Linked DNA regions of Mus musculus: all the other regions are linked to region 3. Evidence: chromatin loops called from intact Hi-C (ENCODE). Cell type or tissue: heart. All regions are shown on one strand. Each heading gives the region's core, and the rest is flanking DNA. Links, peaks and the distances in the headings are about the cores only. Region 1 has its middle 63 kb from the start of Nkx1-1. Region 2 overlaps Uvssa (UV stimulated scaffold protein A). Region 3 has its middle 41 kb from the start of Fam53a.

The links. A loop is a pair of places that touch in the nucleus more often than their neighbours do. Peaks named below come from ENCODE experiments on the same cell type or tissue, not always from the same donor. Only the 100,000 strongest peaks of a DNase experiment are listed, where the experiment ranks them.
Region 1: it touches region 3 in a loop (10-fold over the local background); 6 of 42 quality-filtered maps call a loop at or near these places.
Region 2: it touches region 3 in a loop (7-fold over the local background); 33 of 42 quality-filtered maps call a loop at or near these places.

Annotation. Positions count from the first base shown.
Region 1 is chr5:33,491,538-33,502,021 of GRCm38, reverse strand. No RefSeq gene overlaps it. Among named protein-coding and RNA genes, the nearest start is that of Nkx1-1, 63 kb to the right of the region's middle. In heart, for the core only: CTCF peaks have their summits at 5,665 (motif pointing right) and 9,199 (motif pointing right); a DNase peak (open chromatin) is centred at 5,651; H3K27me3 peaks cover 3,751 bases.
Region 2 is chr5:33,390,335-33,398,334 of GRCm38, reverse strand. Uvssa (UV stimulated scaffold protein A) reads right to left here. Exons shown (of 14, transcript NM_001081101.2): 6 at 6,479-6,591; 7 at 6,151-6,279. Among named protein-coding and RNA genes, the nearest start is that of Uvssa, 16 kb to the right of the region's middle. In heart, for the core only: a CTCF peak has its summit at 4,337 (motif pointing left); a DNase peak (open chromatin) is centred at 4,334; H3K27me3 peaks cover 485 bases.
Region 3 is chr5:33,583,685-33,594,168 of GRCm38, reverse strand. No RefSeq gene overlaps it. Among named protein-coding and RNA genes, the nearest start is that of Fam53a, 41 kb to the left of the region's middle. In heart, for the core only: no CTCF peak of the experiment used is centred there; a DNase peak (open chromatin) is centred at 4,528; H3K27me3 peaks cover 750 bases.

The DNA.
Region 1 (10,484 bases), core at 1,202-9,201, 92 kb after region 3:
GCTGTCTTGGCTTCATTTACATGCATGGTAACCCGGTGGCCTCTCGTAATCACTTAGGACTCTGAAGCACTTGGGCGGTTCTTTCTGTCCTGTCTCGAGCCACCCACCTGCCGCAGCCACTGGTGTGTATGTGAGGGGGGATGGGGGCAATCTGGGATGCCTGCAGCAGCCTCTGAGGCTGGGAGAGAGTAAGTCTCCCCAAGCTGCCCTGGCTTTACTTAGGTCTTCTAGTTTCACCCCTCACTTACAGGGGGATGACTTGAGGATGTGTGTGAGCTTCTGAGGACAAGGCAGCAATGTGGCCCTTGCTTCTGGCCACGGTTCTCTGTGTTGCCGGAAACCCTTTAGGAGCTGGTTTAAGGACCCTGTAGCAAAAGGTCCTAGCCTCAGTCCTGCTCCAATTACGGGGGAAGATGTCTCACTAGAGACCCAGCAGCTTGATCTCCGGGTACCATATGGAGCAGGCTGGTTCCGCTAGCCCTGGTCCCAGCCCAGAGACCCTTGAGTAGTGGCCTTGGTGATTCTCTAAGTGGCCAAGCTTCAAGTCCCCTCAGCACAAACGGGAGGTGCCAGCTCACTGGGAGACCTGCTACTGTTTGCCAAAGCCCCTCCTCCTTCCGGGGGCGGGGCATCAGGGAAGATGGTTGCTGCCCTGACCATCACAAGGTCTGTGTGGAGGTGGGCTGCCTTCCGGAGAGCGCCACCTCACAGCCAGTGCCCTTCCAGCTACTCTGGCTGCCTGCTTGGCAGACTGGACTCTGCTGAAACCCCCTCCTGGAAACAATCCCTGAGGTGGTGGCCCACCTTTAAACCTGGGAAGAGCTCCATGCTGGTCTCGGAGGCCTATCCCTACTGTGCACACTTCCAGTGGCTCACCTGGCCTCCTCGGATCTAGACCAGGGCACATATTAGAGACATTCCCCACCCTGCACCTAACATTGACCCCTGAGATCAGGAATGACCACAAATGCGTGTGGCAGCAAGGACTGATCTGCTGCAGTATACGTAGTGGAGGGGCTTACAGCCTGAGAGCCCTAGAAAGGGGCGGGTGTGTGTGTGGCTGAGTGAGGGGCTTCTGCTTCGCTCCCACCGGTCCTCCCACCTCTGGGCTCAACAGAAGCCCCCACTCTCCCACCCTCTGGGCTCCAGGAAGCGTCTAAAATTAATTCCTGTTCCCCGGCGCTAGTGACCCCCGATGTACTCGGCCTCCACGGTGCTCGTGAGCAGCCGGCTCGGCGTCTTATCTCCAGAGCAGCCTCATTTGTTACTTCTCGCTGAATACACCCACTCCCATTATTTCTGTAATTCTTGGCAATAACAGCCCTTCCCCTAATGAAACCTGCATTATTGGAAGGTTGCTGTTCTGACCCGGCGGGGATTAGCCGTGTACTCTGTTATTGCTACATATGTAATTGTATAATTGATTTTAAAATTTACTTTTGTGTCCCCACATCATAAAGTAAGCAGCCCATTAGTGAGAGAAATATAATTAATATATCTCTGTGGGCTCCCACCCCAGAAGAGGCCAGTGGGCTGTGGGTACAAGATTGTGGGGCAGCAATGCATACACGGGCCACCTAGAGCTGTGTTTTACCCTGCCTGCCCCTCAAGCAGGATGGGGTCCTGGTGCTCGCTTTGTGGGTGGAAACCTGGAGCCTACTGAGGAACTTGGAGATGGCTGTAGAAGGTAAGAGCTGGGTGGGAAGGTGAGGTCATCTTCATTGCCTCTAAGGCCACATGCTGCCCCAGATACCTGCCCCTAGGAGGGTACCCTCACTACAGCATCGCTCTGCCCTTCTCTGCCTTTATGTCTTCAGGGTGCCCAGACACTCTGGGTTCCTGTTTGTCCCTAGCCCTACCTGACCCAAAATTCTGTGGAGAAAACCCGCATACCTCTGGCAGCAGAAGTCAGGTTCTGTCAGAGTGGTAAGGTAGACCCCTGCCCTCCAGGACCTCCAGCCAGGCAGTATCCTCAGGGTGGCCCTGGTCTCCATGCTATAGGCAGTTAGCACTGGCCCAGAGTCAGACCTAAGAGGAGCCTGCAGAAGAGGCGGGCAGTGGGAAGTACTTCCTGTCACCGAAACACACTGTGACTCCCAAATTAATTCCTCTTCTTTTTATGTCAGTTTCCAGGGTGTCAGCTCACAAACCTTGTTTACTCGCGGTGCGTTCTGTTTGGTTACAGCCCCATTTTGGAGGTGTGTAGCATCTGAAGGTTTGTGCCGCACCCCATTTGATCCACCCGGTTTCCCAAAGAATAGACCTGTGTTGAATGCACACAGCCATGGCTTCTTACAACTCTGTGACACTCTCGGACCGGTGTCCTCAGGGTAACCTGCACATGCGCTGTGGTACACACATCAGATTCCCTTCTCTGTAAAGCCCAAGTACTGTTCCACTGCATAGCGTCCATGTCGTGTTTCTCAGTTATCCTGTCCACAGATGCTTCGTGGCTTCACCTGCTGTCACGGTAATTCCCACTGTCTACTGGCACCTGGGGTAGGTGTCTAGCGTATGCAGACATGTACCACACCAATGGGCAAGGTCACTGGTTATGACAAGAAACAGAGATGGAGTGAGGGCTGCCCAAGCACTGGACCACCTCTCTCTCTCCCCAGGATGGGCCCCTGGCCAGCTGAGCTGGTTGGGAAGGTGATGAGTGCTGCATTGCCCTTGTTGTACCTAGATAGCAGTTGGTCAGGTGGAGCTGATGGCCAGGACAGTGGCCCGAGGAAGGTTGGAGCCTTACCTGCTCAGTGTACCCAGAGCAGTTTCTCTGGACAGTAGACACGGAAAAGTAGACAGTATAGGCCAAATGCAGTAACATATACCTTTAATCCCAACACTGGGGAAAAAGAGGCAGAGCGGGCTGCTCTCCGTGAGTTCAAGGCCAGCCAGGCCTACCTACACAGCAAGTTTCAGATCAGCCTATCAGTGAGACCCTATCTCAAATAAAGAAAGAAAAGCAGACAGCTCAGTTTCATTTAGTTCCGTGGTCATTCACCCTGGTCACCTGAGTGTCCCCACCTGGCTGTCCCAACCCCAGGTATGTCCACACCGTTGACATGAAAGAAGGTGAGGATTGGTCTTGAAATCATCCTTCTAGTGTGGGAGGCCCTACCATCCTGAGCTTCCAGCAAAGGGATCTCTGAAGCAAAGCTAAGGTGTGGGGGTGGTTTCACCCCATGGAGGGGGAAGGACAGACTCTGAGAGGCCATTGCTAAGGCATTGTAGGAAACAAGTTTCGTTGAGACCGGGTGACATGTCACCATGTGACATTCACAAGGGAAAAGGCTGTGGTGGGATTTCAGGTAACAGGGGTCCTGAGACCCTGGATGAGCTGTGAGGAACCAGACATAGAGCCAGGATATTTCAGGGGTCCTGCCGTTGGACCCTAACACTGTATCATCTGATTATCTGAGACCCTTGGAACCAGCTGACTCCCACCCCCAAATCCCAAGAGGTTCTGGGTAGGCTTGGACAGGGCTGAGGTTGGGGCAGAGAGCCACTGGGTACTGGAAGCAGTGGTCTCATTGTTGCCCAGTAGCTTCCGATCACCCAGACGCCGTTCTCTACAGAGCCAGCCTGGCACTCTGCCCTTGCCTGATGTGTAGACTGCACCTGTCACCTGCAGGATGCGGACTACTTAAAGAGCCATAAGTCACACATTGCAGCGCTTTTGAAGAGGGCTACTGAAGAGTGCACTTCCCCTGCATGGGTGGCTCTGTGACAGGATCCATGTGCAGGAGTCGGCCACTTCATCACAGAGACGGAGAGCCGCAGTGGAGATTGTTCTGCTTAAAAAATGTGGCAACTTGCAAATATGTTTTTAGAAGCAAGTTTATTACAAACTGTCCCATTGGGAGAATTATGGGACTCTGTGTTCATCCCTCAGGGACTACAGCATGGGATTGTTAGGGGAATTTATTCTAGGGAGTCAGGGAGGGGTGGCTGTGACTAAGGGCTCCCAGCCTGGGTCCCTTCCAGGGACAGCCTCAGCTTCCTCCCAGCCTGTCCACCAGTGCCCTACACAGTATGCCCTTGAGTCCCTGGTCCTTCAGTTTTCCTCCTAACAGGTGCCCTGATGGGGACCTCTGATAGCAGACTGTGGGATCCGGTGGTAGGCTTGGGTTCTGGAACGTGACATCTACAAGTTGTCTCAGAGGAAAAGGCAAGTCTCCCACAGCACACTGTATGTCAGACGGCCCAGGCCCCAGGTGTGAGGTCCAAGTTTGTCTTCCTTTCTAGGGAGCTGAAACCTGGCTGCATAGACTGACAGGTAAGGAGTCAGGGGTGAAAGCCAGCCACTCAGTGCTTCTTCCTTGTTCTCGACACCCCTTCCGTAGCAGCTATCAGGATGTCCCCCAGCAACTGGCCACTCTATTGTCAATGTAATATGTCAGGAAGGTGTCACTCCTGAAGTGGGTTATGAAACAGACTGCCCTCCGTCATGGATACGGCTCTAGGTCTCCCTTTCTTCTCTCCCGTGTCTTTTGTCTTTTTTACCACTGGCTCTGGTGGGAGACAGCGGCTCATACAGGTCAGTGTGGTAAGGAACAGTGTGGCCGAGAGACAATGAACACCATGAGCTGCTGGCGGCTGGGAAGGGATTCTGCCACAGGTCAGCTTGGGGTGCCTAATTGTGACCAAAGTTTGCAGCCACATAAGGTTTGTTTTCAGCCACTGTGATTTCAGGTGATTTGTCATAGACAATCAATACAACTGTTACCATCACCAACACACTACATAACCATCAGCACCACCATCATCTCCACCACCATCATGAGGACCATTACAGTCATCATCATTGCCATCAGCATCTCTACGGTTACCACCATCACTACCAGCACCAGCACCATTACAGTCGCCATTATCACCATCATGGGCATCGACACCATCTTCATGACCACCATCATAAACAATGCTCCCATCACCATTGGCAGCAGCAGTAGCAGCAGCAGCAGCATCTTCACTATCAGCACCATCTACACCATCACCATAACCACCGTTATCACCAAATTCAATTGTCATGGTCACTGCCATGCTTTTACCCTTGTGCCTGACATCACCAATGCCATCATAGCCTTACTATTACTCCTGCTATCCCTTTCTGATCTGCAGTGCTTTATACGCTTGCACCATAATAATCAGAAAGCCACTGAAAGGTGCCTTACCTTGCATGGGCCTCCTTACTGGCAGATGACAAAGCCCAGGCGCAAGGCAAAGTTTCTTCAACTTTATCGGCAAACTGATTCCCTCTGCGATGGCCATCTTCCCTCGGAGATGGGCCTTTGATGCCCATCTTCCCTGGAAAACACATAGAAGGGAACACCCTCACTGCCTGGGCCAGCAGAAAACAGAGGAGAAGTAGCCTCCTCCTGAACACCATGACTGCTTCTCTGAGACCTGGCTAAAGCTGACTCCACTGTTCCACCTCTTTCCCGTTAGGCTAGATGTTACAGGATCCCAGTCAAATAATATTCATTGTCCAGACTCCAAGTGTGATGGCTCACCATGATCCCAGAGGTCTAAGCGGGGACTTAGAAGAATTGGGACTGTCTTGGAAGGCTGCTGCACATGGCTAGAGCAGGTACCCACATTGGCTCCTTAGCCCTGTTCATTCAAGAGCCTTGTCCCCTCTGCTAGGGAGCCAGCTGCCACCAGGTGGCGCTCACCTTGCTTGGTGAGCAGCCTATGCCTGTTCTTGCTTCCTTGGGGACCAGCTCACAGTGGCTCAGGGCCAGCTGGAGCAAAGGCATGCTTGCCCTGTGAGGTACCCTGTGCCCGGTCAGAAGCTGTGGATCTGTGAGCAGACCTTGTGTCTTGTTCAGGGACTGGTGTATCTACCCATGAATGCTGGCCCTGGGTGGAGCTCTGGGCTGGTAGCAGATGCCCTCCTGGACTCCCCTCTGCCCCATCCCACTGCACTGGGTTCTGAGAACACAGGAAGGCTTGAAGTGATCTGCTGGAGAATGTCTGTCTGTTGTGGTGTGAGGGCGTGAAGGCATGGATGACTGAGCAGCCCAACCTCCATTATCATCCCCTCCCACTACCCACAGAAACCAGGTCGCTTTCCTTCAGGCCTGCATTGCCTACGAAAGTGGCTAACATGTGTCCCCTTTAACCAGGGCCATTAATTGATAACACTTAATTAATCTGCCCAGGAGAGAGATCAAACGAAGATTGTGTCCCTTGGCAGCCACACGTATTGACTTTGTTATTCCAATTAACCGCCAGGCCAGAAGGGTCTCCAGAGAGAGTTTTAACCTTTGCATCACACCGAGCTCTCTGCTGGGCTGCACTGGTCTCCTACCAGCTGAACAGGCAGGCTTTTCTGGCTGTGCCCACCCAGCCCTCCCACCGGGCAGCAGCCACCCTCCCCCTCAGAGTCCACCCGTGTGCTCATCTCCAGGCCAGTGTGGCTGCCCACTCGAGGAACTGCTCACTTGCAATTAACCGACTTATTTGGAGCTTTTTTTTTTTCCTTCAAAGAGCAATTAGATTTCTGCAGCCTTTGGAGAAAGCAAATGACCCGGAACAAGGCACCTTATAAATCAAGCCTTGAGGGTGGGTGAATCCCTGCTGTGGCAGGTGCCTGGCTGGGATGTTGCCCTGAGTGAAGCCTGTGCCCACAGAGATGCTGTCTGTCGCAACAGAAACCCTTTGCCCCAAGGGTGGGGATGCACTCTTGCCCCAGACAGCCAGGCCCTGTCTCACTGTGAAGATTGGAGCACAGATGAGGTGGGAAGCCTGGAAGTCCTTCTTCTTGCCCCTAGCCTCCTCTCACCTCCACGCCTCACAACCCAGCATCTGCACTCCTTAGGCGCTGTTACTTGTAGATATAGCGTCTGTGCCTGTAGCAGTACTGCCGTAAGGATGTTCTTTATGGCCATGCCACAGAGATCAAAGACATCTGTTTCTGGTAACCATCTGCTCCCCAGGACCACAGGGGGGTCTGCTCTCTGTGGCCACAGGCTTCCTGAACACTGCAGGAATATCTGCAAGATTTGACAGGTGACCTTCAGTTGCCCACCCTGGGGCCAGTCAGTCACCAGGTAGGAGGAAGTTGGCCAGAGCAGTCCCTTGCAAGCCCATCACTGCAGACAGCTACTGGCTGTGGGGTTCGGGAGTTGCCCGGGATGCTTTCATGTTGGGAGAGGGTGTTGGGAAATTTTCAGGTGTCAGAGCAGAGCAAGTGTCTGGAGAGAAGTCTAGCAGGTAAGGCTTGGGGCTGGCCAGGTTGGGTCACGTTCATCCTTAGGAGAGCATTATTTTCCCCAAAATGAACAGTTTTGTCCATCCGCTGGTGAATGAGGAACAAGAGGCAATCTACTCATGGAATACTAATCAGCAATGAAAAGGAGTGTAGGAGCTTAGGACCAGTACCCTTGAAAACACACCGACAGATGAATCCAGCTACAAATCTGCACGCTGCCTGATTTGCACTGGATTTTAGAACAGGAGATCCAGAGAGTGGAGCTTAGGCAGGGTTAGTGAGGGCAGTGGTTGCCTAGCAGGAAAGAGGCTGTGAAGATGGTTATAATACTCTGAGCATACTTAAGTATCTTAGTTACACTTACTTTGTGTGCCTACATATGTGCGAATGTGTGTATACCGTGATATGAATTTCAGAGGACAACTCATGAGTAGCTGGTTTTCTCCTTCTAGGAGACTGGAGATCTCAGAGATTAAACTGAGGTCATTTTCAGGCTTGGTGATCCTAGATCATTGTCACGTTTGGCAGCCTAGTCCTTTACCAGTGAGCCACCTCATCGGTGAATATACTTTAAAAACAGTTACAGAGGGGCTGGAGAGATGGCTCAGTGGTTAAGAGCATTGACTGCTCTTCTGAAGGTCTTGAATTCAAATCCCGGCAACCACATGGTGGCTCACAACCATCCATAAGGAGATTTGATGTCCTCTTCTGGTGTGTCTGAAGACAGCGACAGTGTACTTATGTATAATAATAAATCTTAAAAAAAAAGTTACAGAATTAAACAACTTGACCTGGTTAACGTCATGTTTTCTCTTTTCTTCCTTTCCTTTCCTTTCCTTTCCTTTCCTTTCCTTTCCTTTCCTTCCCTTTCCCTTTCCCTTTCCCTTTCCCTTTCCCTTTCCCTTTCCCTTTCCCTTTCCCTTTCCCTTTCCCTTTCCCTTTCCCTTTCCCTTTCCCTTTCGTTCTTTCGTTCTTCCTTTCTTCCTTTCTTTGTTTTGTTTTGTTTTTCGAGACAGGATTTCTCTGTGTAGCCCTGGCTGTCCTGGAATTCACTCTGTAGACCAGGCTGGCCTCGTACTCAGAAATCCTCCTGCCTCTGCCTCCCAAGTGCTGGGATTAAAGACGTGCACCAACACTACCTGGCATAACTTAATGTTTTCTTCATTTTAACTCATATTTTTCTTTTTTGGCTTTAAAAAAATAGATTTATTTATCATGTATGTAAGTACACTGTAGCTGTCTTCAGACACTCCAGAAAAGGGCATCAGATCTTGTTACAGATGGTTGTGAGCCACCATGTGGTTGCTGGGATTTGAACTTAGAACCTCTGGAAAAGCAGTCGATGCTCTTAACCATCGAGCCATCTCTCCAGCCCTTTTTTTTTTTTTTTTTTTTTTTGGCTTTTTAAGACAGTGTCTTTTTATGTGTCCCTGGTTATCATGCAACTCAATATATAGACCAGGTTGGCCTCAAACTCAAGAGCAGCTTGCTGCTGCCTCCTGAGTGCTGGGATAAAAGATGTGCACTGCCACATTCAGTTTTTAACTCAAATTCAAAAGGCAATTTTTAAAAAAAGAGCTAGAAACAGATAAAAGGTTTGAGCAGTACTGTGTGTGTGTGTGCTGGGATGGAAGCCAGGGCTCCCACACTTCGGGGCACGGAGCTCAGCTCTGAGCCACCGCCGAGACCTCTGCGCAGTAACTTCGCCACAGATGGTTCATGGATAGCAATGAGCATGTGCAGAGGCGCCTGACATCACAGATCATCAGGGACTTCAAGTGTGTGCATCAACTAGATGCCAACCACATCCACTGGAGTGGAGAAGTGACTCTCACTTGCATGCTACTGGACAGTTTGGGAGGCACAGAAGTTAAGTAAATGTCTGGGCCATTTCTTTTCTTTTTTAAAAGATTTACTTATTTTTACTTTATGCATGAGTATTTTGTTTTTGCGTGCCTGCGTACCACACTTGTGCAGTATCCATGAAGGCCAGAAGAGGGCGTCAGATCCCTTGGAATGTAGCTACAGACAGTTGTTAGCTGCAGTGTGGGTGCTGGGACTCAAACCTACATCCTTGAAAAGAGCAGCAAGTACTCTTAACTGCTGAGCCATCTCTCTAGCCCAGGGGCTGCTTCTTTAAAAGTTACACATACAAGGGCTGGAGAGATGGCTCAATGGTTAAGAGCGCCTGCTGCTCTTCCAGAGGACCTGAGTTTGGTTCCCACACCAGGTAGCTCACAACTGCCTCTAATTCCAGCTCCAGAGGACGCCTTCTGGCCTTTGCTGGCATCTGCACGCATGTGGCATACTTATACAGACACAGAGACATACATATAAACAGAAAATAATTTTTAAAAAGCTACATGTTCATCTATCACTTGATTCAGTAGTCCTGGTATCAAAGGGACACACCATCACTTGGTTTTACCTGGAAGACCCGGAAGATTCCCCAGATGTCTGTCCACAGAAGATTTGACCACCAGGCCATGCTGCTCTGAATGCTACAAGGGATAAAGTCCAAAGCCAAAGAGGCTAGAGGGCCAAGTCTGCATAAAATCCTAGATGAAGCACTGGGGGCCGTGGTCGCTGAGAGGAGTCAGGTGGTGGCTGAGGACATCCGGCTTGGAGAGACCCTGTCAGAGCGTATGCTGCTCACACTGCAGATCATGCAGAAACCATAGGCTTCAAAGATGGGAATTTGTTTGTGTACGTTATATTACATAAAACTCTTTTGAGACAGAATCTCACTGTATAGTCCAGGCTGGTCTAGAGACCAAGATCCCCCTGTCTCAACCTCTCACCTGTGGGGATCACAGACCAAGCCTGAAGTTACCCTGGGGCTCTTTGTGTCACTATCCGTGACCCTGTGTATCTGGGGGGTGGAGACTGGGCCTGCCCTTTCTCTGTCCAAGAAATATCTCCAGCCTGCTGAAGGCCTTGGCCTTGCTTGTTTCTCCTGGTTCTCAGAAGCCATGGGATGAACAGCTACCAAGCTGAGAGAGTCTTAGCCTGGTGCAGCAGTAAGTACTCTAGGGTAGGTGGGTAGGAGGAAATCCAGACAGGAGGGTAGTGTCCTCGTATGTTAGAGCCTGTCCAGGATGGAATGGCAAGAAGGAAGGCTGGGCCCTCTGTAAATGTTGGCACTGAGGCTCATGCTCTGAGGGTGGCCACACCCTGCCACTGTATTCTCCACGACAGAATCCACTGTCTTCTCCAATACACCAAGGATCCTATCCCGAGTTGGCTTTGAGCCCCAGCTCTTTTGAAA
Region 2 (8,000 bases), core at 1-8,000, 190 kb after region 3:
CCTACCCTTGAGAATTCAGTTTGACGAAGAACCCCACTGTCAGAGAACTTCCTAGAAGTGGGGCCCAAGGGTTGAGGTTAGCCTACTACATAGTATGAGGCAAGAAACCTGGACACATATGCCTAGAAGTCCATTTCCGGAGCAAGGCTAAGGCTAGAATTCTCAGCTAGATCCAAACAAAAAGTTAGCAAGACAGCTAGGGAGTCAGATGCTGTCAATCAAACTGAGGGCTGGTAGCCTAGGTGGCCACCGGCAAGGTGCTCTGGGTTTTCTAATGTAACTAGCCTGTTCTGGGGACCATATATACATGCTCTCAATGACAAGGCTGTGTGAATGATCAGAGGCAGGGAGAGTTATCATGAATGAGGTTATGTGAACTCCACACTTTAACATCCAATGAAATGTGAAAGCACTAAGCATTCTTCCTAGGAGTTTGCAGAGAAGGCCAACCACACAAGAGAGAAGAATATCCTCTCTTGTTTGGGCCTACAACTAACAGCTTCCTTCTAGGATTAGAGCAGGTCCCTCTCTGTGCCTTGGTTCCCACCTCAGGTGAGAGCAGGTGGCTAGCCTCTGGAAACATGAGGCCATGCTATGCTGTGTGGCCTGCCTCAAAGATACTGGGCCATGTTCATCAGGCATCCTCTCCATCTAGGGCTTCAGGAGGGGCCAGGACTCATACATCCTTGGACTGGTTTCTCAACTGTAAAATGGAGGAAATAATCTAATAGGGGTACTCCTAGAGTAAAGAGGTAACATGTGAGAAGGTGTTGAGAGCTAGCTCATTCCGGAAAGACAAATGATTGGGCTGGACACTGGAGCCAGGGAAACCAAGACTAGATTCATACAGTGGAGGGTGGGAGGGTATAGGCTGGTCCAGAGGCTGCTGAGCTGTTTTCTGCCATCCTTGTGAGCTGATCTCATAAGAACTTGTGTTCAAACCCCTCCCAACTCTCTGCTGTTGGGCGTGCTTGGCCTTCAGTGTGATGGAGGGAGCATAGCCCTGAGGAGGAGGCTGTTTACGGGCCCTGCTGCTGCACAAGGTCCCGCAGGCTGATTTAGTTTCCCTGCTTTCCCCGAGTGTGCCTGACGGTTCAACATTTCATTCCCTGGGTTTTCTGCTTCTGTCCTTTTCACCTACAAGAAGCAAATCCTGCAGAGCCCAGGGAGCCTTCTTAACTTAGCCTTCCTGCAGGGGAGGATCTGGGCCTGGGGAGCTCCCAGTGTAGCACCCATAAGCCTGGGAGTGAGACTGATCTGAAAGGCAGGCTGGCGAGCACCCAACCCAGAAAACAAGCAACGCTGCACAGCGTGCACCAAACAGACGGATTCCCACTGCTGCAAGAGAGCGAAGATGAGACCATGGATCCATCAGGGTGGCTGCCACATGGCCCACGAGACTGACTTGCACAAAGATGCATTTATAATCACATGAACAAGTAGACCAACAGTCCAGGAAGGAAGACCAGCTGCTGACAAGTCAGACTTGCCGATGTCTGAAGTCACCGCTCTGAGCACCACTTGGTGAGAATTCGTATTTTGTTAATTACACAATACAAGCTAACCATGATCAGAGCTACATAATGAAAAGGCAGGCAATTTAAAAGTTTTCAAAGGATTTTTATCAGTGTAAATAATGAGGCCGCCATGGATTACTACAGCTCTTCTGTAACAGAGCAGTGGAAACCAACTCGACCAAATGGCCCTGCACATTGATCCGCTCGAGATTTATCCCCAGCCTGCCTTCAAACTGAGCTGAAGGGAGCACACTCTGTAAGGCAAATGCTTAGACGTGTTTAAACTGGTTTAAGTATTTCTGAAGACAGACCATCTGTGTCAAAAGGAAAGCAATACTGCACAGAAACAAATAGCAACATTCAAAGGGGCTGGACTCCATGGATGCCAGGGGGGAACAGGCTGGACCAGCGCAGCCTGTCCCCACCCAGCCTTCCAAAGACAGCCTGCACCCATACCAAGTCTCACCTGCTGTTTATGACTGGCATTACTGTATTTGTTTCAATCTCACACATTTGTTAGAAGTTCTAAAATGTTTAAATCATGCATTATTGAATTAGTGTTCCTCGCTCAGCCTGTTCTACATGAGGAGTTAACGATGCCAATCCCGTGCTAAATGGGGAAACACTAGGAAATGATTTCAACCCTCCGTAAATTTTATTTGGAAATTAGTGAACACCTCATCATGATTTCTAATTAAAACAGCTCTAATTAACATAGACATTCATTAGCCCTCTCCATGCCCTTCCCCCACAAGACACTGTGGTGCAGCAACCTTGCAAGGAGCTGCCCACCAGCTGCAGGAAGGGCGGGCGATGTGCAGATAGGCAGTTGCTGTATCTATTCTGAGAAGCACTGCTCACCTGAGCCTGGGCGCTGCCACTCACAGACCGGGAGCCGCCAATCACTTCATCTACAGACAGCGACTCACTCGCTCTCCAGCTGCGGCAAGCAAAATCTCCAAGGACTTCAGAACAGTGCCTTTCGTTAAAAATCAGTTTGTAGAGACAGGTCTGGGAAGTGTCCATTCAACTGACAGCAGCGCTGAGCAATACCTGCCTTCCTACTGAAGGGACGGAGGGCATCATCAATCCAAGGGCTACCACCTTCTCAGGCCTGGGCTAATGTGCTGACCTATGTATGTGACCAGAGGACTCCCATAACACCGTGAAGGGCCTGCCTTCACAGCAGGTCCTGCAGGCACAAATGGAAGTAGCCAGGCTTCAGCTGTGAGGCTGCCATCTATCTGCTGAGATGCACAAGGGGTACTAATCTGGGTAGGAACAGGCTAGCAGCCACTGAGTGGACAGTGGAAAGAGGACAGACCCTGGGTATCACATCAACCTGAATGCCCACTGTGTACCACAGAAAAACTGCATTCACAGTGTTACAGTGCTGGGTCTCCACTCTCATGCCTGTGTCTCATGGGAGTTAGGAGATGGCCAGTGAAACTGCCCTCAGTCCTGGCAGCCAAAGTACTGACATAGTCATGCTATGACCAGTGATGACTTACTATGAGCCCAATACCCCTTACGCCACAACAGAAATCTAGGACTGCAGCTGGATTAGGACAGCTAAGAGGAGTCAGGGCAAGCTACTTAGTCTCTTTTTGGTGTAATACTAGGGATTAAACCTAGTGCCTCAAACATGCTAAGCTGCACTCTACCACTGAGCTAAATCCCCAGGACTCTTTGTATTTTGAAACAAGGGCTTGCTAAATTGCCTAGTCAGTCCTTCAAATCACTCTATAACTAAGGCTGGTCTTGAAGTAATGATCCTCCTGCCTCAGCCTTTCAAGTAATTGGGAAGACAAGCTTCTATATCCAGATCCAGTTTCCACTCAGCTGCCTTGAATGCATGGCTGTTACCATACATTGCGGTATAAGCACACAACATGGATTTTTTTTGACCTGGGCTCTGGGAATGCAAGCTGCTGCCCCTGAAGCTGGCTGAACTAAACGCAGAACCCTGACCCAGGAGGTTGCATGTCTTCACCATCACCCACAAAGGCCTCATGAGTGCCCTGTAGGTCAGAAGAAGACTGCCCAGGTCTCCTCTAGCAGCCAACCACTCAGCAGTCAGGAAATATGGAGATAAGAGACGAGGGTAAGGCAACAGCACACACCACCACCCAGCTTTACCTTCCTGACAAAGCTGCAAGGCAAGGAGAACAGCCAGGTTGCTAAGACCCTTAGGGCTTGCAGTCCTGCCAGCCCCAACACTGCTGTTGGTCCCAGTAAGGAAATGCAGGCTAGCAATACCTAGGCCTGGCAAAACCCTTCTGTACTACCCAAGAGTATTCAGAGCTCTGTGGTCACTCCCTGGAGTACGAGCTATCCAGGGATGTTCCTACACTGCCAAGGCCCTCTAGCAAGGTGACTGTCCCACAGAATGAGTTCTTCAGGGAGGAAATGGGGTACACAACATAATAGTGACGTGGCCTCACGTCACAGGCTGGTTGTTAGGTCACCCTGAAAGGTAGCCCCATATGGCGCAGCCTTGGCCAAACTGATCGCTGATGACTACGGACACTGAGTTTAGAGAGAAAACAAACTCTTCCTGACAGCTGCAGTGAGGGCCAGAGTTGTCACTTTCCTCGTGGCTATAGAAATGTTCTCCGCTGTAAATATATTGCTCAAAATTAATAAAGTTGACTTAGCTAGGTAACATAACAAAATGTAACTCTCATAAGCTGTTAACGACACATACCACACACTGCCAGACAGCCTCAATTATGGCACTGTATTCCCATGATTGCCATAAACTCAAGCACGTTGGCTGACTGAAAGAGGAGCGAGGTCGCCCTCTGCTGGCCCACATCACACACGACCTCTGCAAAGCTGGGACCATCAAACAGCTGCAAAAGTCAAGAGCTCCCTCCTGTGTCCTCTGGCTCCAGCACCTGAACTGTATCTTCAATGTACCTACTGGCTGCCACAGACTGGTCAACATGGTGCTAGACATGGAGTGTTCTTGATTTTAGGCTGGAGCAATGGATGGCTTCAAATCCGATCTTTCCCTCAGTAAAGACAGAGTTAAGTCCACCTCAAAGCTACTTTCCAAAATAGAATTTATAAGTCAGACTGCCCAGGTCAGTTGAACCACTAACCTCTAAGGCAGTGCTTCTCAGCCTTCCTAATGCTGCCATTTACAGTTCCTTGTGTTGTGGTGACCCCAACCAAAAAGTTGTTTCCTTACTACTTCACTTCTGTAATGTTGCTATTCTTATGAATCATAATGTAAATATCTGATATGCAGGATATCTGATATGTGACCCCTGTGAAAGGGCCATTTGACCCCTCAAATGGTCGCAACCCACATGTTGAAAATCTCTGCACTAAGGCAAGGTCAGGGACTAAGCTCACAGTTCAGGTTTGGGATTTGGGTTCAGAACAGGAGTCCATGGGGATGTGGCAGCTCTGATGTCTGTTTTCTCTGTAAACCAGCTGAGAGGAGCCAGTGAGATGTCTCAGCAGGAAAAGGCACTTGCTAAGGACTTGAGTCCTGTCCCTGGACCTACATGGTACAAGGAGAGAACACACACACACACACACACACACACACACACACACACACACACACACACACGTTAAAACTGAGAGAAACTGAGAGCTGAGAGAAACATGGGATGATGATGAGCTTGGAGTTCTGGAAAGAATTGGGTGACACAGAGAGGCTGGACTGTGACAGTTTTGTGTCTTTCAACTAAATCCCAAGACCCAACTCCCCTAAGACCAGCCATCCCCTCAGCTCTGTGGTCACCTATGCAGAATGCCAGTCCCATGTAGCCCAGATACAGGCGCTCTACTCCTACTCCTCCGAGGGCAGCGCCTCCTCCAGGCGCAGCAATGTACTCTGCCTTCCAGCCAGTTCCAGCGTACCTCGCATGGACGGCCTCTGTGACCCCGAGGTCACTACAGGACTGTGTCTTTGCTCACAACTGGCACCCAGAACACATGCCTACACCTCTTCACCTCTCTCTGGCCCTGCCTGGACTCCCATCTCTCTAGCCTCAGCAAAAGGACCCATGTATCCCTCTCTGATCTATTTTAACTCCAGATCCTCACTTGGGGAGATACAGTACCTTGCCAGCCCCCTGAATCATGAGAGTACCCTGTTGTTGCTCACAAACAACCTGGCCTAACAGACAGGCAGTCTTCAGGTCTCCACCCAAAGTGCACGGTGTTCATGCTCATCTCTGACTGCTCCTGAGCACTCTGTAGGTTTTATTTTGCCCGACCTGCCCAAAGACACGAGTCCCTATTTGCTAGCAACTCCCCAGAAGTCCCCACCTATTTAACACAGCCTGATTCTTTGGGGGTCTCGGGAGGAGCCCTTGACACATGGGTTTTCAGTACTTTCAAAGTATCCTTGGCTGAACAGACACCAACAGCAGGAATGTAGCGACCATGGCATGAATGACTTCATGGGAAGACTTGCTGAGGGACAGGACAGAATCCCAAGCCAAGAAGAGCAGATGGGTCCTCTCTTGGGAGAGGCTGATCTGAAACTCCCATCACAGAACTTAGTAAGGAAAAAGCCAGAATCCTCTGAATCTGATGACGCCTGACTGTTCAAATGGCCGAGTGGAGAGTCCTGGGACCTTTCAGCCTCAGCTCCATGAACTGAACTCACCCTGCTCCTCTGTCCTCTCCCAGGCTCAATGTTCAGTTCTTCATACTTCTTCAGGGCAAGTTCCAGTTCCATTTTCAGGTCAATGGCCTGTTTTAAATGTGCACTGTAGGTCCCTGCACGGGTAAACCGCTGTAAAACAAAGAATGACTCACAATGGTTCCGGACAGTCCCCAGACAGCCCATGCCCCTTCCTGTAGGAAGAGACAGGGTGCCAGGGAGAGGGAGAATGCTCATTCCCACCCAGGACAGTGTTCTTGCCTTCCACAGCCTTGCCTTGCCTGGGCTTTCAGCCCAAGTTCACTGCTGCAGGCCGAATGCCCTGCCTCACCTGGACCCAGGAGCACACAGTTGGCAGAAACTTGTTCTGGATGAGTTTGAGCGAGTCCCGAGCAGCATGGAGCACAGCAAGGTTGTCTTCATTCTCCTGAACCTTCAGACCATCTAAAACAAGGCAAAGTAAGTATCGTGGTTTGAATATGCTCAGCCCAGGGAGTGGCACTATTAGGAGGTATGGCCTAGTTGGAGGAAGTGTGTCATTGTGGGGGTAGGCTTGGAGACCCTCCTTCAAGCTGCCTGGAAGCCAGTCTTCTCTTATCTGCCTTTGGATCAAGATGTAGAACTCTAAGCTCCTCCAGCTCCATGCTTGCCTGGATGCTGCTGTGCCTCCTGCCTTGATGGCAATGGACTGAACTTCTGAACCTGTAACTCAGCCCCAATTAAATGTTGTCCTTTATAAGAATTGCCTTGGTCATGGTGTTTCTTCATAGCAGTAAAACCCAAACTAAGACAGAAAGTCACAGAGGGATGCTGAGGCTGGACACATAGCAGAGGCCATTAAACCCACTGGAAACGTGACTCCTAGCTGGTCTCAGACACTGAGAGAAAACAGTCTTTAATCTCAATCATTCTGGCTCCATGCAGACATGGCTTCCCACCCAGAGGGCTAGATCTCGCAGAGCCGCCTTCTCTTGCCTCTTCTCTCAGGACTGCCCTCACCTTAGTCCCAGGGTCTCAGTGACCCCTGCCATTCTGCCTTTCCTTGACAGGTCCTTCATTTCTTTCACAAGCCCTGCTAGGCAGGGCCTCTAGAAAGGACCTCTCTAGCACCTGGATGAGTACGAGGCAAGGTGCAGTGCCTCAGAGACACAAACTTGAAGCTGTGGAATCTGGAGAGCTCCAGGCCCTTTCAACCATATCCCACATGGTGAACACATGTACCTATGAGGATACCTGATTCAGCAACGATGGATGGATGAACAAGAAAACACCTCTGTAGCCAGGCAGTGGTAGCACACGCCTTTAATCCCAGCACTTGGGAGGCAGAGGCAGGCAGATTTCTGAGTTTGAGGCCAGCCTGGTCTACAGAGTGATTTCTAGGACAGCCAGGGTTATACAGAGAAACCCTGTCTTGAAAAACGAAAAGAAGAAAAGAAAAGAAAAGAAAAGAAAAGAAAAGAAAAGAAAAGAAAAGAAAAGAAAAGAAAAGAAGGGCTAGTGAGATGGCTCAGTGGGTAAGAGCACCCGACTGCTCTTCTGAAGGTCCGGAGTTCAAATCCCAGCAACCACATGGTGGCTCACAACCATCTGTAACAAGATCTGACTCCCTCTTCTGGAGTGTCTGAAGACAGCTACAGTGTACTTACATATAACCAATAAATAAATCTTTAAAAAAAAAAAGAAAAGAAAAGAGAGAGAAAGAGGGAGGGAGGGAAGAAGGGAGAGAGAGAGAGAGAGAGAGAGAGAGAGAGAGAGAGAGAGAACGAACACCTCTGTAGCCCAAGGCTGAAATCCACGGCCAAACACAAACACAATGCTGTCTGTAACATGCTGTCATTCTAAACACAGCAAGA
Region 3 (10,484 bases), core at 1,345-9,344:
TGTTATCCCTGCATATCTGGATGGTATGGAGGAGGGGGATTGTGGCCTCATACTCACGTCCAATGGGGGACTTGGATAGAGGTCAGAGGGTAGCTAGTCTCAGCTGGTCCTGGTGATGAGTTGCTGTCACCACTAGCACACCTTGCTCTCTTTCCAACACCTAAACAAGGATTCTGGTTGCACAGAGAAACTCTGCCCCTCTCATCATCATCCAGGATCAAGGCTGCAGACAGGCAGGTGGTGCCCACCATGGCCTCAGGTCCTCAGGTCCTCAGGTCCTCAGCCTCCAGCCCTCTGCACAGCCAGGAAGAAGCCCCACCCCTCACAGTAGCCACCAATCTGCCCCTAGAGGGGGATGTTGAGCTGGTTCATCCGCCATTCACTGCCCACTGCAGAGCCTCTCCCTGGTCCCTAGCTGGGTTTTGCCCCTTTAGGGGTACTAGATCCTGCAGAGGTTGCTCTGAGGGGTGGATTTCTGCCCCTGTGTTGTGTTGGTCTGGACGCAAGCCCACCAGCTGGAACCTAACAATACACCTCTTTCCATTGTTCCGCATTTGCGGGCTTGCACTTTTTAAAAATGTATTTTTAAGTTAATTTTGGTAATTTATATTGTCTTGAAATTGTCAATTTTGTCAAGAATGTCAACTGTATTAGCCTGTCACTTTCAATCTCCTCTGCCATTCTGACTTCCCTCTCCACATCCTTGTGGGCTTCTGTGTGCGTCTCTCTCTTTGCGAATTAGACTGGCCAGAGGTTTGTTTATTTTATTTATTTATTTAGAGGAACCAGCTCTTGGATTTACTGACAGGCACTCCCATTTTTCTTGTTTCCAATTCATTAATCCGCCTTTATCTTTACCCCCCTCCTGCCTCCTGTGGATTTACTTTATTGTTCTGTTTTTCCCTCCTTGTGTCGAATGTTTAGTTCATTTATTTTCAGTCGCTCTTGCTCAGTAATAAAAACATTTAAGGTTGTGAATTCTCCGCCAACTCCCTGAAGCTGCTCCACGAACGTGCAGTTGCTCTTCCAGTATAATTGTAAAATTGCCTGTCACCCGCCTTTTATTAACTCTCTGCCTTAGGAATAATTTAGGAGAGCATCTCCCAGTTTCCAAACCATCTGGCTTTAGCTTTTAGATCCTCTCTTGAACTTTTCAGGTTTCTTGCTTTGGTTTAAATAATGATGTCTATAGAGAGCTGTGTGTGTTTGCAGGAAGATAGACCCTCAAACACATATGTACATGCATGCAAGTATCATGTGCATCCTTGTGCTTCTGTGAACATGCATGTTTATACACTGCACGGCTCTACATACAAAGCCATGAATATGGGCCTAGATGGTGGCCGTGTGTGCCTGCCTCTCTCTGTGTAGGGTCCACAAACTCATTCGTATGTACTTTGTGTGTGCCTGCATACTTTTATGTACCTGTGTGTTTGCATGTGGGTCTATGTGTGCGTGTGTTTCTGTGTATACAATATACTATGTGTGTATCTGTGGAACTATGTAGATGTTTATATACTCAGGTACAGTCTGCATCCATATCCAAGCACATGTGTGTGCGTACATGCAGAATGAACTGTGGCTTTGGGTGAACATGCCATCTGTAGAGTCCTAGGACCTGTGAGCCTACAGCTGCCCAGTCAGGGCCTGTGAGACTCACTCCAGCTTAGTTCTCTCTCTCTTTCTCTCTCTCTCTTTTTTTAAAAAATATTTATTTATTTTTATACATAAGTACACTGTAGCCGTCTTCAGACACCAGAAGAGGGCTTTATATCTCGTTACAGGTGGTTATGAGCCACTATGTGGTTGTTGGGATTTGAACTCAGGACCTTTGGAAGAGCAGTCAGTGCTCTTACCCGCTGAGCCATCTTGCCAGCCCCAGCTTAGTCCTCTTGGTTGAGGGTTTCTGGTGAAATCCAGCATCATCTGGGGTGGTCTGAAGACAGGGTGGCCTCCACCTTGGAGCTGGAGCCTGCACCTGTGCCCATCACACGGGTCCCAGACTCATGGTACTGTCATGATCAGGGCTGAGGGAGGGACTACCAGAAATTCTCTAAACTCAGTAGAAGACAGACATCTTTGATGTTGTCACTGGCTCACCCTGAAGAGGCCACCTAGGAATGTGAGGTCTCTTGCACAGAATGTGTTAGAGATGGGCTTGGCCTGGGGGCCCTATGCCCTTCTTCCAGTTTGGCAACTCATCATTAAACCACAGAGCTCTATGGAAGGGAGATCGTCAAATACAGCGTTTCAGTCTCTCCTGATTTTGTTAATTAAAATAGTGAGTGGAGCTGGGGTTTTATTCTCAGCAAAGAGATTTTATTCTCAGCTAAGATGGTCATGTGACATCTTGGGTTGCCATCACACAATGCCACAGACCAGGCTGGGCCTTGATAACCTTTTCAAAGACATTGAAAGTAATGGCAGAATTTGCCATTTTAAACATTTTTTTTTTCTTTTTCTTCTTGAGACAAGGTTTCTCTGTATAGCCCTGATGTTCTGGAACTGTAGACCAGCCTGGCCTCTAACTGGGAGATCCACTTGTCTCTGCTTCCTGAGTTCTGGGATTAACTGTGTGCATTACAATTACCAGGCTCTGTTCCTGGCTGTTGGAACCCCACTCTCCCTCCCCATTATGTGTCCCTCATGTATTTGTCAGTCTCAGGACTGGCCCGTTTTATTCTTCATAATTTCTCAGGGTTTATACATGTCGTGGGAGTGCCTAGCTTTCATTTCTTTTTGAAGCAGAGCCATATGGTATCAAACTGTACACAGTTTCCTTACCCACTGATGACGGACACTGACGACGGGCTATTGTGAGTCTGTAAGCAGTGGTGTGCATGTGTCTCCTTGAGACCTTGCTCCATTCTTTTTGGTCTGTTCCTAGAAGTAGAGTTGCAGGGTCACATGTGATGGTTAATTACCTCGTCTGCCTGACAGTGATGTCCTCTGAGTAGAACCCTCACCTTGGTAAGATCAGCTGTGTCTGCTTGTGAACGACTGTCACAGTTGGGCTTGCTACCTGTTGGCATTTCCTCTTAGAAGGAGGGAGCGTGGAAGTCAGGGGTGGGACTGAGGTTAAGGGTCACACTCATCTCCCCCAGCACGGATGTTATCTTGAGACTGTTACGCTGACTTCACAGGCGCTCCCCTTTGCTAATACATATGAAACGCACTGATCTGGGATATTAATTTTATACATTGCTATATATGTGAACTACCTGTCTTCTTAAGACTTTAAAAATTCTATAATGTAAAATTAACCATTTTAAAGTGCTCAATTTAATAGCATTTAGTATAGTATATTCATAAGACTATGAAGACACCACTTTTCTCAGTTCCAAAACATTTTGCCCTAGAATGAAACCCACTAATGACTCTAAAATCAAACCCCCTGGAGAACTCCGCCCCAGCGCTGGGCACCGGGCACCTCCTTCCATCTGGATCCATCTGCAAAACGATTTGCTCAGCCTATACATGTATGTTTCCACACATTGTAGTTTGGGGGTTTTATTGTTGTTTTTGTTTTGTTTTGTTTTGTTTTGTTTTGTTTTGTTTTACTAAGCGTGTGTGCAGGAATATAAAGGTCAGAGGGCAACTTTGTGGAGCCAAGTCTCTCCTCCTACCTTTGCATGGGTTCCAGGGATGGGACCCAGGCCATCAGGTTTATACAGTGAGCATCACTGGCTCCCTCTCTCTCTCTCTCTCTCTCTCTCTCTCTCTCTCTGTGTGTGTGTGTGTGTGTGTACACTATATGTGTGTATGTGTGTGGAGGTCAGAGGACAACCGGTAGAAGTTGGTTCTCTCTTTCTACCACATGCGTCCCTGGTATTTGAACTCGGGTCATCAGGCTTGGCAGCAAATGCCTTTACCCACTGAGCCATCTCATAGGGCCCCACATTAGTGTTTTTAAAGCGAGTCCCAGGCCTGAGACGTGCTGGGCCCTTGCTGGAGGGTCTGGTAAGGTGGAGGAGGCTGTGTTGTGCTGTGTCGGGCACTGGATCAGCATGTTCCAGATGTAGCAGAGGCCCGATGAGCACAGTGCATGGTCAAGGGGATTTGGGGCAGTAGGGCATTTGGGGCCTTGAGTGACAAGATTGTCCTTGAGTCAAAGGAATCCTTGCATTCTGATGAGCCACCCCTCATCAGTGGGCTGAGGACACAGTGAAGACAGGTGTGGCCCTTCCTGTGATAGCCCAGCCCAATGCCACTGTGAAACTAAGAGCCTGGGCCTTGTAGTCTGGCCCTGTTGTATGTCATTCATTGTGAACCTGAACCCATGGCAGATGAACACTGGGACACATGATGCTGAGGGCAGAAAGACCCCAGATAGATGGAATGATCATGCCCAGAGGCCAGCCTGGCCTCCACAGCTCCCTACTCCTTCCTGGCTAGCCCCAGCCCTGACTTTAGGCTGGGGGCTAAGGCCTTGTGATTCTGCCTCCTTTGGCCAGTCTTCTGCCCTCAGCAGCCACTAGGTGGCAGCAGAGATCAGCCCTGGCAGTACCTGTGCCTTTGGCATGCTGTAGTTGGCCTAGCCTGCGGTGCCCCAGAACAAGAGCCTGAGTGGGTAATCTGACTTTCTGGACCTTTGTGGTGGAGAGAAAAATATGTCGTTCCCACCAATCTTGTGCTCCATGGGCCTGGCTCCTTATTCCTAGCTTGTCTAGACCCCAGGGTCACCCTGAAGGCATTCTAGGCTTCCTAGAAGAGAGCACAAGAGCATCCTGTAGCGCTATGGATGGGAAGGAGACCCCTACCCATATCCATGGAAACCAGTGCATCAAGGACTGTTCATTAGTTCAGGGAGGAGGAAGCCCTTGTGTGTGGCACCAGGTATAAACCCCTGACCTGTGGAATCCCCACTCTTTGTTGCGTGCTCCGAACTCTGAACACAGAGATGAGGAGACACTGCCTGGTGTTACAGCACACAAGCTGAGATGGGACTGTTTGTCAGAGTCATTTCAAGGTGGGTGGGAGCCTGTAGGTTCAAGTCCAGGCTCCCTGGTGTGATGCATTGTCCTATCCCATGCTGTTCCTACCTTACAGAAAGCTGGCTTCTTCCCAGGTAGGATCTACAATGAGACAGTTGGTGGCAGAGAGTCCTGGGCTCTGTTATCTTTTGGACCCTGGAATTCCTGTCCCCACAGTCCTGAGTCCTTCTATGCTTTCTCCACCAAGATAAAGCCATTCTTGCTCTGTCCCAGCCTGTCTTTGTAGCTGGCTGGTGATGCTGCTTTGTAACCAGTGACACGAATCCCTCAGATCCAAGTGTCTGAGTCAAGTCCCCGAGTCACCTAATGTGAATGGGGCTAGTGCAGATTCCAGCATCTTTCCCGGCAGGTGCGTCATTTCATCTGTCCTGCAGGATGGCAAGGATGCATGGGTGCCATTACCTTTCTGTCTGCGTGGAGGACTCCACCAATGAGGGTGCACAATGTCCCAGTGTGTCTGGGGTGATCCTCCCATGGGGGCTTCCTGGGTGACTTGCTCAGATCCTCTGAGGTGGTCATGTCCGGACACTAATTATCTTTGAAGCTCTGGGTGTGTGGAAGCATCTCCTCACCGAAATTCTGATTTGCTTGGCGCTAACAGGGATACTCAGGAATACCATACAGCCGAGACTCTGGTGTCTTTGCAACCCTGGGCCAGTCTTTTGGAGATTTATCTTCCTTCATATGTAGAAGAACGTTTGCGGACTGACCCAGAACACCTGGTAAGCCCTCGGCCAGCAGTGTCCTGGCAGTGATGTGGCATCTTATTCTAGATGAAGAGACAGGGTACAGAGAATTGACCAGGCATCAGGAGGAGGGGCCAGGGGCACTGTCCAGTGCTCATGGTGCCAGCTGGCCCCAGTCTTGCTGGGCACGGGCTTTTCTGTTCTTTGGTGATGGGAGGGGCCTGGCAGGAGTCCACTGGCTACCCCTGCAAACTGCAAAATCCAGGCTGCTCACAACTGGACAGGAGCCACGGAGACAGGAAGTCCTGGCTCTGAACCCCTTCCCCAGCAATGCTAGCACCTGGACCCTTGGACATGCCTTGTGGGTTCCTTGGGATGGAGCATCTGTCCTGCCTAGGGACTGTGCTTAGCCAGTTCCAGTGCGTCTCACTACCACTGGAGACAGAGCCCAGCAGCGCTGTCCTCCTCAACTTTTTTTTTTCTCCTCTCCAATTAATTAATTTAAATTGACCATTAAGTCAGCCGAGTTTTTGATTGATATTTTCATTAGTAGCCCTGTCCGACGCCCCAGGAATGTATGGTGATGTCCAATCTAGGGGCGGCCATGCTCCTCCTCGTACTGAGTTATGGCTGGCACCAGCGTGTAGCTCCCAGGGTAATTTGAATTCAGATGAGCTGCGGTGGCGTTCCGGAGGCTGGCGGCCGGCTGCTGACGGATGGCACTTGGGTTACTACAAGGTCACCGTGCAGCCGCCACCACACTAGAGGAGTGGGCCAGGCCTCTGGGGGAGATGGCCAGTCTCAGGGTAGGCAGCCACGTAGACCCCAAAGCTGCCTAGCCCTGTGACCCTGCCCTGTTATGTATGGCACAGTTGCAACCCTGGCTCTCAGCCTCACAGCCACTGTTCATTCAGTGCACCCCCCTCTGTGGAAGGCAGAGCCAGGAAAGCCCACGGCCGAAGGGCACCTGTCAGTGATGGCAGCAGGGACAGTGTGACATTGTCTGCCATGTCCTGAGGAAAATGCTCCAAGTCCTGTCACACCAGGTAGGCAGCTGGACCAGCTTCACTCCTACTGCCCAGCATGGGGACTGATGGCAAAATGTCATGTGACCCGCTGTGCACCTACACCGCTGTGGCTATTAACTATGGTACCAGTGCTTTGTTACCCATCGCTACAATAGTGCGAACACGATGCCTACTGCTTGGTTTTGGATGAGGATAATGGCTGGTTTGGCAAAGCATACAGCCCTGGCTCTGTGCACGCTCAGCCCCTGCTCCGTGCACACTCAGTCACTGCTCTATGAACACTCAGCCCCTGCACTTGGCACACTCAGGTCCTGCTCTGTGCACACTCAGCCCCTGCTCTGTGCACACTCAGCCCCTGCTCTGTGCACACTCAGCCCCTGCTCTGGGCACACTCAGCCCCTGCTCTGGGCACACTCAGCCCCTGCACTGGGCACACTCAGCCCCTGTATTATGCACACTGAGCCCCCGCTCTGTACATCCCTCCTGCTCTGGCTGCATGGTCACAGGAGGCACTGGCCGATGGAGGTAAATCCAGTTCTAGATGTAGTTGCTCCTGGGGTTGGAACTCCTTTGTCCTTGTGTCTGCCCCTTCCAATGTGAACTCGGTCACATGGCTGACCTACTAACTGAACAGGAACTGGGCAGGGAGGTACCTGTGTCCAGCAGGGATCTGTCTGTCATTTGTCTTCTGCTCTGCATTTCTGGTCTCACTTACCTGAGCATGGTGAGTGAATGAGGTCCTGAGAGAATGTGGATTGTTTGACACAGGCAGGGTCTTGCCAAGAACTGCAGTGTCTTGGATCCAGGGGCATGGCAAGCTTTCCTGGGTGATGTTCAGGGAGAGGCAAAGCCTTCCTCTTGTCTGAATGGGAATGTTGATGGTGTGTGCAGGAACCACCAACCACCGCTTCCTCCTCTGGGATGATGGCAGCCTGGAGCTGCTCCACTACAGAAATCCCCTCAGAGATCAACCAAACATGCCTCCTTGTTCAGCTGTATACAACAAGCCCAACTCCTCTATTCAGAGGTGTAAACTCATCCAGTTTCCCAGTTGTTACACTTTTGATACTGTATCTCTATCAGAGAGCACGCAACTCACCAGATCCCAGTTTTTCTGTGCATGTGTCTGTGTGCCTGTCTGCTCTTCATCCCTGCATCACCTCAGTCAGGTCTCCAGGACCAGTCCACGCAGGATGTGGCAATTGAAGTTGCCTTTCATCCGAAAAAAATATTACACCAGAAATGCCGATTCCTAATTTAAATTGTGACCCATGCCTAGTGGCATGATGGGATTGTGCACAATCTCGTGCCCTCTCACCCTCTGCCTGCCATGTCCACAACACTTGTGCCATCCCGTGGTTGCCTAGTAACCACCTGTTATCAGAGTCAGCCATTTCTGTATCTCTGTGGATACAGGGCTTGTGTATCCATGGTCTAAGGCACCTGTCAGGGTTTGGAACCCATTTCCCATATGGGGGACACAGTGACGGGCAGTGTTGCCTCCAGTGATGTAGTTATCCCCAAGGTTTCCATGATGGCAAGGCATCTGCAGGACCTTTGGTATGCCCAGTGGCTGGTATGTTGCGTGTGGGTGATAGAGTTGATGATGTTTTAGTTAGCATTGTTCTGTTGTTGATGGATTGGCACTGCTTTGGTGGTGATATTGATGGCAGTATGTTCTGGTTGTTAGTGATATTGGTATTGAGGGTGGGTGTTAGTCGTCCTGGTGGGAACACTGGCCTGTTGTGGTTGCTGGAGGTGTTAGCATTGCTAGTGTTATTGGTGGTGATGGTGGTGTGGTGTGCTATTATCGATGGGGGTGTGTTGTTAATGTTATTGTGGGGCTGTTGTTTGTTAGGATATTGGTAAGGATGCTGGTGTGTCGTGATGGTTTATTGGTGGTGGCAGTGTTACTGTTGTTGGTTGTGTGTGAGTGAGCCTGTACAACACCAAGGATCCCACTCTGTGAGGAAACATCCCTGAGATCTCATATCTAGAATCACCAACAAGGTGAGAGGAGAGGCCTGAGGCGGGCCCTGGGGAATATCTTATAGAAAGAGAGTCATTTCACTCAATACCAGCTATTGAACACACACAGAAAAGGTTTGTTATGGAAACAAGAAGGCACTTAATAACACATTAGTGTGGAGCCATTGAGACAAGAGAGGAGAGCCAAATGGTTATGGCTCAGAGGGAGTGGAGCTAATCCAGGAGGCAGCATTAGTGTGGAGGTTTCTTTCCTCTCTGCTCTTCTGCCCAGACCTATTATCTATCTGTCTGAGTTTGTCCTAGTTAGGACCCCCAATTCACCATCCACCCTAATTCCCATGGTTCCCGGATGGACAAGAAAGGAAAGAGGGTAGGCCATTGGTGTGGGCTGATCCTGTAGAACTCTGGGTCCTGCCCCACCTTCCCCCTGCACATCACTACAGGCCTCTTCCCGCTGCCCTGACCCACACAGGGTGCAATGGTGACCTCTTGCCTATATTGGCAGCTGCAGCCAATGTTGATGTCAATGAGCTACTTGTTGTAAGAAGGTGCTGGAACTGGAAGAGAGCACATGAGTGTGCCTAGCCTCAGCCCTGCTGCCCAGGGGGACCCTGGTCTGTTTGGGTGCCCCCTTCTTGCTTTCAGCCCCATTCTGAATGTCTGGTGTTTCACAGATGTCTCCATCCCTTTATAGTATCTGTTTAAGGGCTATCATGCTGTTGCTCAGGGCTCACCACTGTGGGTCAAGTCCAAGGCACTCGACTTAGGTCAGTAGGAAGCTGCTGGCCAGGGAAGAGCCAGTCTTTATATTCTACAGCTCCATGGCCAAGATCATGCCAGGCTCACAGCATGATCATACTCCAGCCTACTACTCATTACCGTAAGGCCCCAGCTCATAACCCAGACAAAGCGGAGTACCAGGGGACCTGGAGTTCTATGACCAGGGGATCTGGTCTCATTCTCCCCTCATGGCATCCAGGGCACAGAATTTCCCTAGGCTGGTTTCCCCTGGAGCTTGACTGCTCTTTGCCCACCGGCCTGTGTCAGGAGGAGCATCCTTCATGCCTGCTTGTTCAGTGCCAGCCCTTTGAGGCCCTGGCTCAGTTCCAGCTAACTCCTTACTAGGGTCCCAGCTGCCCTGTTTGTCACTCAAAGGTGATGGCTGACCCACTTCTGCCACCTACTCTCAGGACTTTGCTTGCCCTCACTTCTTTCCAAGGAATTCGTGTGACAGTTTTCCCACATGTCTTGTTGGTGCGTAGCTCAGGCCTCTACCTTCTCAGTGCCCCATCCATTTGCTCACTGGGCCTCTCCATGCCAGGCAGATGCTTCCGGTGTCAGCTTTCGCTGAGGGTTTGCCCTTTCCCTGGCGAGGTGACACCGGTTGTGTGCTGAGAACTTTCCAGTGCTTCCACCTTTGACCTGTGCGAGGATCTGCTGTTTCCGATGCTGAAGGAGGGGCATGTCTGCAGGCAAGGGTCTATATCTACACAGGATGCTGACGCTCCATGATGCTATCTTTCAGAATATCAAGATGATCCCAGGTAACAGAAAGCTAGGGGTTGGTCACTGACAGACCACTCCAGAAGAGTGACCAAAGAAATGTGAATGAGAAGAGAAGCGGCTCTGGACAGAGCAGCCAGAGATTGCTGAGAGCTCTTCATCTCTGGGAACAATCTAGAACCTGCATGAGTGAGCCTTGAGGCACAAACCGGACGAGTTTCACAGAACTCCTGACAGAGGCTGAGTAAGGCAGGCAAAAGGACAGTGACAAAGGGACATTTCCA